Linked DNA regions of Homo sapiens: region 2 is linked to region 1. Evidence: chromatin loops called from intact Hi-C (ENCODE). Cell type or tissue: gastrocnemius medialis. All regions are shown on one strand. Links, peaks and the distances in the headings refer to the core of each region. The heading gives the core; the rest is flanking DNA.

What was found. Hi-C counts contacts between places; a loop is a spot of excess contacts. Peaks named below come from ENCODE experiments on the same cell type or tissue, not always from the same donor. Only the 100,000 strongest peaks of a DNase experiment are listed, where the experiment ranks them.
Region 2: a loop joins it to region 1, with 9 times the contacts of the local background. A loop is called at or near these places in 76 of 110 quality-filtered maps.

The regions. Positions count from the first base shown.
Region 1 is chr18:34,785,298-34,791,985 of GRCh38, forward strand. All of the region lies in intron 3 of DTNA (dystrobrevin alpha), which reads left to right. Among named protein-coding and RNA genes, the nearest start is that of DTNA-AS1, 21 kb to the left of the region's middle. In gastrocnemius medialis, for the core only: a CTCF peak has its summit at 2,841 (motif pointing left); no DNase peak of the experiment used is centred there; H3K27ac peaks cover 1,161 bases.
Region 2 is chr18:34,659,118-34,664,117 of GRCh38, forward strand. It overlaps a transcript of DTNA not described here. Among named protein-coding and RNA genes, the nearest start is that of DTNA, 49 kb to the right of the region's middle. RefSeq lists enhancers at 276-779, 780-1,283. In gastrocnemius medialis, for the core only: a CTCF peak has its summit at 2,558 (motif pointing right); a DNase peak (open chromatin) is centred at 704; H3K4me3 peaks cover 844 bases; H3K27ac peaks cover 3,796 bases.

The DNA.
Region 1 (6,688 bases), core at 774-5,773:
AAAGGGAAAACAAACCTCAAGTTATAGAAGAAAGCTCATATTAAGGGACAAATATATTTATACCAGACAGAGTGAGGCAAAGAATTGAAAGAATTTTTGTGAGTGGAAAATTTTTATAATTCTACCTGAATATGAGAGTAAATTTTAATGCCTCTCTGTTTGCTCTCAAAAATAAGAATAATGCCTAAAATTTATATAGTACTTTATATTTTACTCTTTTCCCATGTACATTTTCACTGTTCCTCAGAACTCTATCAGAAAGGATATTATTATTCCCATTGTACAAATGAAGAAACACTTGAATCCCAGTGTCTCAGTTCATGTTTCTCTATAAGAGAATATAAATAGTATGTATATATAAATGTCAAATCCCATTGTATACCTCTGAATATATACAATTTTTATATGCCAATTGAATATTTTGAAATCTAAAAGGAGAGAAAATAGATTATTATTGCATGCTCAATGCACTTATTTAATATCTCTATCTCCTCCCTCTCCGACACACATGTAAGTTCTGTGTGATTAGGGACCTATTTTGTACACTCCAATTCTAGAAACCAGAACAGCACTGCAACACAATAAGGACTGAATAAACACTTATTGTATGAGAGAAGTTATAAGACTAAGATGGAAGACTACAAAATGCAGCCAGTGAGCAGCTTAGGGTAATGAGTCTCAGGAACCTAGTGTCACTCCTGACATTCTCAAGGGGCTAAGTTCCTCTCCCTACCTCCTCACACCCCAGTTCTGTGAAGCCTGGCCCACATGTGAGCTCCTTAAAAGCAATTTTTTCTTAAAGTCTACTTGGTGCTTAGAATACTGAATGAAACTTTCCATTTGAGAGTTGTCGTAGGAACAAGACAATGCTTATATGCGTGTTCATCTGTTCATTCTAAGGACATTGGAACTTTGTTTGATAACTAAAAGAATGAGTCTCCATAATTAACTTTTCTACAAGCTAGCAAATGTATTTTAAGAATCTGCTATATGAAAGAACATAATATGGCACTTCAAACCCGGTGTGTAAACTAATCAGAAATACTACCTGAACTTTGTTCTTGTACTCTGAAGAGTGTAATTGCAATGGAAATTCATGCCGGGAATATTGCACTGAAGGTCAGGAAATTTACATCTAGGGAGGGGAGAACTGAATGCATTTTCAGGAGAAACTATTTATCTTTGTTGCTATGGGGATTCCTGCATATATCTGCATATCTCAAAGAGGGGAAAACAAGTCATAACAGAAACCTCAGACACCAGTCACCCTCACTTTAAGCACGGAGGGCAGGGTGGAGATTGAGGGAGCATGCGCATGGATATACACACACACACACAAAACCACACACAACACTGTCTACGCACAAGAAGATATATGTATTCCCAATAGCAGATCAACAGATTATATCCAATTTCCAGCATAACTACAATTTCCTGTTCTCCTAATTAAAGCACATCATAATGCAATGAGTGACCTTCTTAGGGATTAAGCCTCAAACCCTTCTAAAATAATATGTATATATATCCTTATACAAATCACTGTTAAACTGCATAAATTAATTTATGGTAATCAGCTTCTTGCAATACACCTCACAACCTACGAAGACATTTCAGGCTGTCTTGATGCCAAAGGACTGAGAACTACTGACTTCAAGAAGCGCTTCTTATACTTAAATGTGAATACAAACTGCCTAGATATGTTGTTAAAATGCAGATTACGATTTTCTAGGTCTGTGTGGGAGCCTAAGAGATGCAGCATTTCTAAATAGCCTGTGTTTTGTTACTACAAGTGTGATGTTGGACCACCAGTATCACCAGGAATCCATTTTACATCCTTGCAGGTGATTCCATTGTGAAGCCACAGTTAAGGATCACTATTCCATAATGACTAAAGCTAAGTCACTATAATTGTCTACTGACCTTTCTCAGCTGCAAGCCCTTTGAAAACCTTCTAAAAGTTTATAATCAGTGGTTGTCAGAATCACCTGGAGAGTTTTGTCAAAACCCTTTTCCACTCTTTTATATTTTGGACTCAGGAGGTGGTAGAGTCTGGGTTTGAGAATTTTGAGATCATCAAATGCTTTAGAAAAAGAACATCATGCTTAGATTCAGAAACTTGGACCCAGCCTCAGGGATTCAAGAAAGGCTGGCCCTGGATAAATCATAAAATAGACTAAATCTTGAAGTTGTCTTTTTGATATTTTTCTCCCCCATATTTTATCTAACTTATATGATTCTACTATTTCTAATAAAGTTTATGACATCAGCCATCTCTATCTAGATATAACTAGGTTTGTCATTTTAGCACTTTTCCTACGGATGCTTGGATTTAAGTCATCTCTGTGAATGAAGGACTCCATCTCCCATTAAAATAGTGCAAGATGTCAGAAAACACATTAAAAATATCTCTTGAGATAAACAAACTCTCCTTTACCCATCTGCAACTCTCCCCCCAACACCCGAACCTAGCCCTTTTCTACCTGAGATTGCCTGGATTTATAGAAAACCATTGAAGCTTTGTCTATTTCCATTTATGTATGTAAAGACAAATCTTAGGTCTTAATAATTAATGCCTGAAATCAACACTATTATCGTTACTTTTAAGATTCCATGAAGAACTAAATATTAGGTTAAGAATGCATTTTGTCTATTCTCGATGTGGTTATTGTTAACTAAGGAATTTCGTTATGCAAACCGTTGCCTTTCCTAGTATATTAATGTAAAATATATGCAACTGTATAGATGAGGGAATTCCTCCTATCTCCTGTGCCTAGTAGCAGGTGCTCTATTAATGGACGACTGGTTTGATAGCTATTTAGTAAAATGCGCGCAGTGCCATCTAGTGGTTCATAGTCATTATTACACAACCTAAATGTCATCTAAAATGATTTAACTAGCACAGCAGTAAGCAACATATTTATACAACTGTCAGACTTTTAAAACAAACTTCTTAATAACTTCTTAATGAATCTCAACTTAGCATTTCTCAGTGTCACTATTTAAATAAACAAAAGGCTTATGTTACTTAAATTTCTCAATAACTAATGTATACTGAATGCTTATTATACAATGCTTATTATAAGCACTATGTGGAGTGCTTTATGTGAAGTATCTCATTTGACCCCCCCAAAACAACAATGTAGTAGAGAAAATAGTATTGTCCTCATTTTACAGGCGAGGAAACTGAAACCTAAGGAAGTTAAGTGACTTGCCCAAGGTCATAGGGACAGTCAGTAGGGGACCCCAGCCACTGCCCCGGTTCCTGCACCTTCTGCACTATGCTTACACCTCCCAAGGTAGTCGCCAATGAAATAAAGTTTCCATGAAACCTTTGTGAAAGATAGCCTCCTCACCAGGTTTCTAATGACCCGATATGGTAAAATCAACTTAAACTCCACTAACTCAAAATTTATGACAACAAAACTAAGTGTCTGCTTTTGTGGCTGCAATGCACTTTGTGATTCTTTTACTTCACCCACATAATACGTCATCAAGATTATGGGTTGATTAATTTATTGAAATTGGGATACTTGGCTAAAATTTAGTTTTGGACTCACAGATCTTATAAATTAGTAGTAGAATAGTATGGCTTTAGATCAGAGTGTATTTAGTTATTTTATCACAAATAGCTCATTTCTTGATCATCTATTATGTAAATACACGTTCTCTTTTAATCTCACTATAACTGCCTCTGGATGGCATTCGTTTCCTCATTTTAAAAAAGGAATAATACAATGTATAAACAAAATATTATTACATTTTATTTTTATTAATAAAATTTGCCCAGTTTTGCAGTTATTTCCAGAGCCAGGAATGAAACCTTAATCTCTGTGGCTGCAAAATCTGAATTCTTTCCACTATGCCACCACTGGAAAATAAGGGGTACAATGTGCGTGACTGCAGTTTTTTCTGCATAGTACCACCTTGTAGACAAAAATACCACCATCCCTTACTGGAACTAAAACAATATGCTCCAACTACTTCCCACTGTGTGCCTGTCCGTCTCCGCTCCTTTCTTCCCTTAAAGTCAGAAATGACATTTTTAAGCTGCATTCCTGATCATGTTGCTGTCCTACTTAAAACCCATGTCTTCATACTCAGCATAAAGAGCCAAATCCTTATTGTAGTTATGGTGCTCCTGCAACCTTATCTTGTTCTGGCCCAATCAAGACCATATCGTAATCCCATTTTATACCTAGCATGCTATATGTCACAGTATGTCACTATTTCTGATCACCCGTTTGTGTGATTGTGTGAGTCATGTCTGTATTCCCACCAGACTGTTAGCTCCCATAGGCAGGAACCACATCTATATTGTTTGTATTGAGTCCTCACAATCTACCATAGTGTTTGCATATAATTATGAAAACTAGTTTTACTTAAATCATTTTTAATTATCTATTCTCACAGTTAGCCAGAATTATTTTATTTTTCATGAAATATTTTTCTTTTACGTTCCTTATATTAGGACCTTCAATATGTAAGCACATAAATGCAGCATATTTATGTTTAATAACTTTCATATAATTTCTAGGTATTTGATTATAATAATAAACAACTATTGTCTCCTACATGACATGCCCTATTCCAAGTGTTTTACAGGCATTATTTTATTCAGCTGTCATAGTAATCATCCGAAAGTAGATGCTATTTTCAGTTCCACTTTTCTAACATGAAGATTCAGAGAAGTTAATTAGACTGACAGTATACCTAGGATTCAAACCAGTGTCTCTGTGATTCTTCATGACTATGCCTTATTGCATTTTAGAAAGCAAATGCATCCTTAGAAAACCCTGTTTCACTGTTGAGTCATTTCTTTGTCATTCTCTCATTTAGTCAAAAGACATTTACCAAGTTCCTATGTGTAAGGATGTGTAAGGCAGTGTGAGGGGCACTAGGGGTGTGAACAGTTATCACAATAGACACAGCCTTGTCCTGTGCCACATGCAACGCAGAATGGGAAACAGACAAACTGTTGGTCTACACAAGAGTGCCCACTACATGCTGTGATGGGGAAGGACAGAGCTCTAAGGTGGTGCATGCAAGGGGTATAAAACCCGGAGACAGGGTTTCTGATCCAGCCCAGAAAGATATCCTTGAGGAAGTAATGTTGACGCCAAGGTATAGTAGATGAGATGTAGATGAGAAGTACACAGGGGCTAGATGAAAAAAGAAAAGAAAGAAAAAAAACTTCAATCCTTGTTTAGATTTCAAATTAATGGGAAGTTATTAAAGGACTTTAAGCAGCATACTATATATATATATATATATTTTTTTTTTTTTTTTTTTTTTGAGACGGAGTCTCGCTCTGTTGCCCAGGTTGGAGTGCAGTGGCGCAATCTTGGCTCACTGCAAGCTCCGCCTCCCGGCTTCACGCCATTCTCCAAGCAGCATACAATTTTAAGCAGCATACAAGTGATATGTCAAATTACGGTTTAGAAATCACACTCTGGCTGCAGTGAGTAGAAAGGGAGTACAGAAAGAATGAAAAAAGAACTGACTCAGCCAAACAGTAAGCGTGATAGCATTGGGTAACGAAATTGGGTGGTGGCAATAAAGGTTCATGGAAATGGTGGGATTACAGTGATGTTTAGGAGATATACAGTCCATAGGACTAGGTCATTGATAGAACCCAGAAAGTAAATCTCCCTGGAGGGAGAATAGGCAGCGGGAGGATGGTGGCATTCACCAAGGAAGGGAATCCCAGAGCCGGCAAGGGGAGAGATGAGTATGGGCTGCTCACCCTGAGGCTGAAGTACCCAAAGAACCCTTACATGGGCATGCCTATGTGGGAACCCTTATGTGGGCCACTCCTGTGGTCACTCCCATGGGCCTGGATAATTCCACCACTGGGAATTCTAAAAGGGTTTCCTATTCCTTACAATGGCTCGTCAAGAGAAATTTAAGCATCCAGATTCCCTCCCTTTGCCAACAGCCATTTAGCTTTCTTGACATATACCCATCTCCCTCCCATGCTCAAGTTCCCAGTCCATGCTCCTCTCCCCAGATGTCTGTTCCACATCATCCACAACCAGGAACTAGGTGAGGATAGGTCACAGGGACCAAGCAGGACGACAGGCTGGATGTCATCAGCACTGCTTTCTTTGCATCCTGCACCCAGACACATCCTGATGACTAGATCCAGAAGATTCACAGATCAAATCTATAGGGAGTAATTAGAGGAATCCCAGCTCTTCCCAACTAGAATTTAAATAAATAAATAAATTTAGTTTATAAATGCCATTTCCCTGGGAGTGTTTTGCTTGCTAGATAGAAGAGTTGGATAAATAACACCAAGAAATACAAATAATTTCCTTGTTGATTAATTCTTGATATACAGAAAAGCTTGCAAATTTGAAATCACTTAAATCTGAATTTTTCCAAAACTAATAAATATTTATTTTAGTTGGTATGTGATTTGTACTCATCTGCTCCAAATCAGAGATATATTGCAATATATTTTTCTTTTGACATGACTCACATTATTTACTTGTTCATCTATAATGCATTGTCTGCTAGGTACCAGGAACTACCACTTTTTACTCTATGCATTTTTCCATTTTAGGAATGCCAGCCCCATTTCATAGATGAAGGAAGTGAGACTCTAAGTCTTAGAGGTCATGCACTTGTCGTAGAAGAGCCAGATTTGCAACCTAGGTCTTTGGACTCCAAGTCCAGTGCTCCTTGA
Region 2 (5,000 bases), core at 1-5,000, 130 kb before region 1:
TGACTGGAAGGAGATGATAGCAAATATCTTCCTTTAAAATAGTACTATCCAATAGAAACAGGATGCAAGCCACATATGTAATTATAAATTTTCTAGTAGCCACATTAAAAAAGGAAAAAGAAACAGGTGAAATTAATCTAAATATATTTTACTTAGTCCAATATATCAAAACTATTATCATTTCAACATGTAACTAATATAAAAAGTTATTAATGAGGTCTTTTATTCCTTTTTTGTACTGTATGCTTGAAATCCTGTGTAGATTTTACACTTCCAACACATCTTGATTTGGGCTAGCCGCATTTCAACTGCTCAATAGCCACATGTAGCCAATGACTACTGGACTGTACAGCCCAGGTATAAGGCAGGCACTTCTTTGTACAACAGTATCTCATTTGAAATGCCTAGCTTCTGATATTTCAGCTCTCAGTTTGAACATGTTTTTCCTTACACAAGAAATCCATATATATTTCATTCTAGATTCTAACACGTACACATACACACAGACACACACAGACACACACACACACACACACACACTCATTTAACATCTGGGTTTTAACAACCTATTCTGATCTTCTTCTAAATAAACTTGAAAAATAAAATACTTCCTCTCACCAGCCCTTTCTGAAGGAGCATGTGAGCCTGTTATCTTGCGCATTAACCGGTGACCGTATTTAGTGCTGTCAGAGCTGCTGACTCATTGCCTATGAATGGCCCCGCTGCCAGTGGTGATTGTTTGACAGAATGCCAGTAATGGCTGCCTACGGCTGCTGAAAAGCTGACCTTGTAACAACATCCACATTCTTTTGGTTGCTTTTGCTGACATACTCTCAACTCAAAAACTGTTTTCAAAACAAAAGTATAATGAAGTATTGAGCTTTTAAAAGCAATTGTATTTCAGTTCTTTAAATTATCTGAGTGTACCAAGGAGGGCAGAAGGCAAAGAAATGAGTATACAAGAGAGGGAACCATCCTTGAAAGTTGACATTTGAGCTACAGGCATATAATACTTGGGGACAGTGTTCTAAGACACCATGGGCATCCAAATGAAGCAAAGCTGTGTAAACTGAAAATAAAATTCTAAGCCCCCCAACCATCGGAATGGACCCCTCCTCTCAGCCAAGAGCATTCCAGTTAACCTGGAAAACTAGTTCAGGCCGTGAGAGGAAGTGGGGGGTCAGACATCCTCCCTTTGGAATTCAGGCACAACTGAGCAGCATTAACATTAAAACAGAGATCTTAAGACTTTTTGTAGCAATAGGTCACCAAATTCCAGCCTGATCTAGTATAGCATCACCTGACAGACAGCAGGCCCTGAAAGATATCAAAGTATTTTACTCTAAATTATATTTCTTTGACATATTTTGAAATAGCCCTGCAAAGCTATTGCTTGTGGGGAAAATCTGCATTCTGTAGAGAATCCCCTTCCCTTTCCAGGTCTTTTTCCTGATCCAGGAGAGAATCGACTAAGAGTCTGGCACCTTTTTAAGTCTAATAAGAAACATTTACAATCTAATCTCTCTGAAGCCTGTTACTTGGAGACTTCATCTGCATAATAAGAACCTTGGTCTCCAAAACCCCTTATCTTAGCCCAGACATTCCCTTCTGTTGATTCCAGGTCTTTAGACAATAACTTAAGTCTTCCAACCAATTGCCAATTAGAAATTGTTTGAATCTACCTATGACCTTGAAGCTCCCCACCCCCGCTTTGAGTTGTGCCACCTTTCCTGACCCAACCAGTGTACATCTTACATGTATTGATTGATGTCTTTTGTCTCCCTAAAATGTATAAAACTAAGCTGAAGCCTGACTACTTTGGGCACATGTTCTCAGGAGACAGGGCTGTGTCACTGACCATTGCCCACTCATATTTGGCTCAAAATTTATCTTTTCAAATATTTTTCAGAGTTTGACTCTTTTGTCAACAACTATTATGATATCTATTTTTTATCTTTCTCAGTATCATTTATTAGCTCTGTATTACTAACCTATTTGAAATTCTGTTTATTTGCAAAATGTATTCCATTCTCCACCCTGAAAACATTTTCCCCAAGTGGAGCTTCTAAACAAAGAATATGAGATGCTCTCCATTAATTAATAAGAGCTAAGGTACTATTAAATACTTAAAACAGGGATCAAATTAGCAGTACTTACTAGACACTGCTCTAGCTAGTGGATACGTTGATCATTCACACTATACTCAACTTTGCCCATAAAACTTAGTGTATGCCTTCCAGCTGCAGTATGTATTGATGGCCCTGCCTTCTGTTAGAGTACAAGTTTTTAGATTCTTCTCTTTTCCTGGTGATGAGGTCTGAAACTCTTGAATCTTCTAAATTCCTACTTGGGCTGATATCCCTGCTCCCTCTTTCTGGCTTCTTTTACCCCAGAGTCTAATCTGCACTGGTAGTAAAATTTCCTTTCAGTTCACATCTCACACATAACAGCCAGAGTCTGTTTTGCTAATTTTAATCAGACAAAGGATGAGTTTCGCATAGATGAGTTTTCAATAAACAGGATGAATGAACATTCAGCTAGTTGTTTTGGCATATTTTCACCACTAGAGGGAGATAAAGGCGCCTCTCCATCCACTGTTCCCACCCTCTTTGCCCCAAGATAGGAGAGGTGACAGAGTTAAGTGCAGAGGATAATGGTCAGTGAGATCATGGAGGGAAATTAAGTTATATATTTGGAGAAATCAAAAATGTGGCAGCTTTCAAACCCTGCCAACATGTTTTATGTGGCCTACCCAGTTTGGGGCAACATTTATAAATTGGAAAATTTCACATAAATATCTGGATTTCCACCCTGAGCTTGAAAATAGAAAGATGTGGCCACACTGTATGTCTGCGCCTCTGTGTGGCAGTCAGAGGGAGCTTCTCTCTATAAACAAGGCACAAACTCTTCATTTCAACTCCATCACTATCACTCTCTATTTTTCTAACACCGAGATTAAATGTAAGCTGTTACTTATTATCAAGCTTGCATCATTTTGTTGTTAAGAACCGGTTGTTGTTTTTTTTTTTTTTGTACTCAGGTCAAAGATGGTAAAAAGAATAACATAGCAAGCAAGCCTCTTGTAATTTCAAGGAAAATGAGAGAGAACATATTTCTTGGAGGCAGTAAAAAATATTCATAAGAGTAAAATATGCAGGCACAATGTGACTGGTCTCCTTGACTTACACTTACCTATTTCCATCATTTACATCAGCTAGATGTCCCTATGAGCTTTGCATAACCCTTTGGAAATACCTGCTTCCCAAACATGATATGGCAGGAAGAAGATAAGGGACTGGGCGATCCTGGGACCCAGTCAAATACCTTCTCTCAGTTGTCCCCACTAACTAATGACTGAGAAATGTCTCTCATGACTGATTACCCAAGGATTTACAAAATTGACATGTGAGGGACAAAAATCTCAGTCTCACTTAAAATAGCAGGAAAAACATATCTGCATGTAACTTATACTCACAGAAGAATTGCAGAACTAAAATTTGGATTTAGGTAGGATAAATTCCAACACACAGCTGATATTCTGATTTACTCATATCATTGCTTCTTGATCTGAAAAAGAAATGATAATATAAATATTAGTAATCATAGCTAACATCTGTTGAGTTGACAGTTGTGTCAGGCACTGTGCTAAGTGATCTCCTTTAACCCTGAGGAACAACTGTGTTATTCAACCTCAGAGATTTGTCTCAACAACCTTAATATATGCCCTTCCTTTTAGGACAACGGTTCTCAAAATGAAGACACTTTCATGAGATTCTTGAGGTTAAAACTATTTTAATAACAACTCTATCATATTATTTGCCTTTTTCACTATGGGACAGTCACACAGATGTGCAAAAGTAATGGTAAGTAAAACTGCTGGAATCTATTACTAGGGGTTGAAGGCAGTGGCACCAAGCTCTACTGGTAGTAATATTTCTTCACTCCCATGTACTTCCAGTGAAAAACAAAGCAAGCAACAGCAAAAGCATGTTATTAAGTCTTGGGAGTGTAAATGACGTTATTTTATTTATTTATTTTTACTTTTTATTTTTTTGAGATAGGGTCTCACTCTGTCATCCAAGCTGGAGTTCATTGGCATGATCGTGGCTCACTGCAGCCTTGACCCCGTGGGCTCAAGTGATCCTCCTACCTCAGTCTCCTAAGTTTCTGGGACTACATACAGGTGCATGCCACCACGCCTGGCTAATTTTTTCTTTTTTTGTAGAGACAAGGTCTTGATATGTCTTGCTATGCCCAGACTTGTCTTGAACTCCCAGGCTCAAGCGATTCTCCTGCCTTGGCCTCCCAAAGTGTTGGGATTAGAGGCATGAGCCACCGTGCCTAGCCACATCCTTTTAATAGTGCAAGGAAATGGGAAGTACACATAAAGCACTTTTGAAATATGTTGAGGTGCGGTAGTTGTCTCCAAGTATTATTGTTCAAGGTACAAGTGGTACTAGTCATTTCTTTCATAGAACATTTTTTTTTTGAAAGAACAATGGGCAGACAAACTATGATTATTTCAGCAGGGGTATTTGGCAAATGTTTTTTGAAATTGAATGAAATAAGCTTGTCACCAGAAAAAACAACTGACAGGAATTTCTGACAATGATAAAATTCAAACTTTCAAGTAGAAATTAGAATTTTGAAAAGCCTACATCTGCCACTATAAACTTGACAGCTTCTCAATACCTTTCTTGATGAGACTCGTGGTGACATTAACAAAAGTAATTTTTTGTTATCAAAAATAATACGTAAACATTTGGAAGATCTGCTTTACTAAGTGAGCTAGACTATTTTGTCATAAAATCATATATAGATTTTTTTAAAAACTATACCAAGTATGAGACAAATAATTGAGTTTACTGTAATAGATTATATGAAGTTCATTGATATGTTTCAGATTCCACATTCCATTTTTAAGGAACAATCACTTGTTGAATTTCACTGTTGTATCAAAGAAAACTGTCCATAATAATCTGAAAGGCTATGAAAAGACT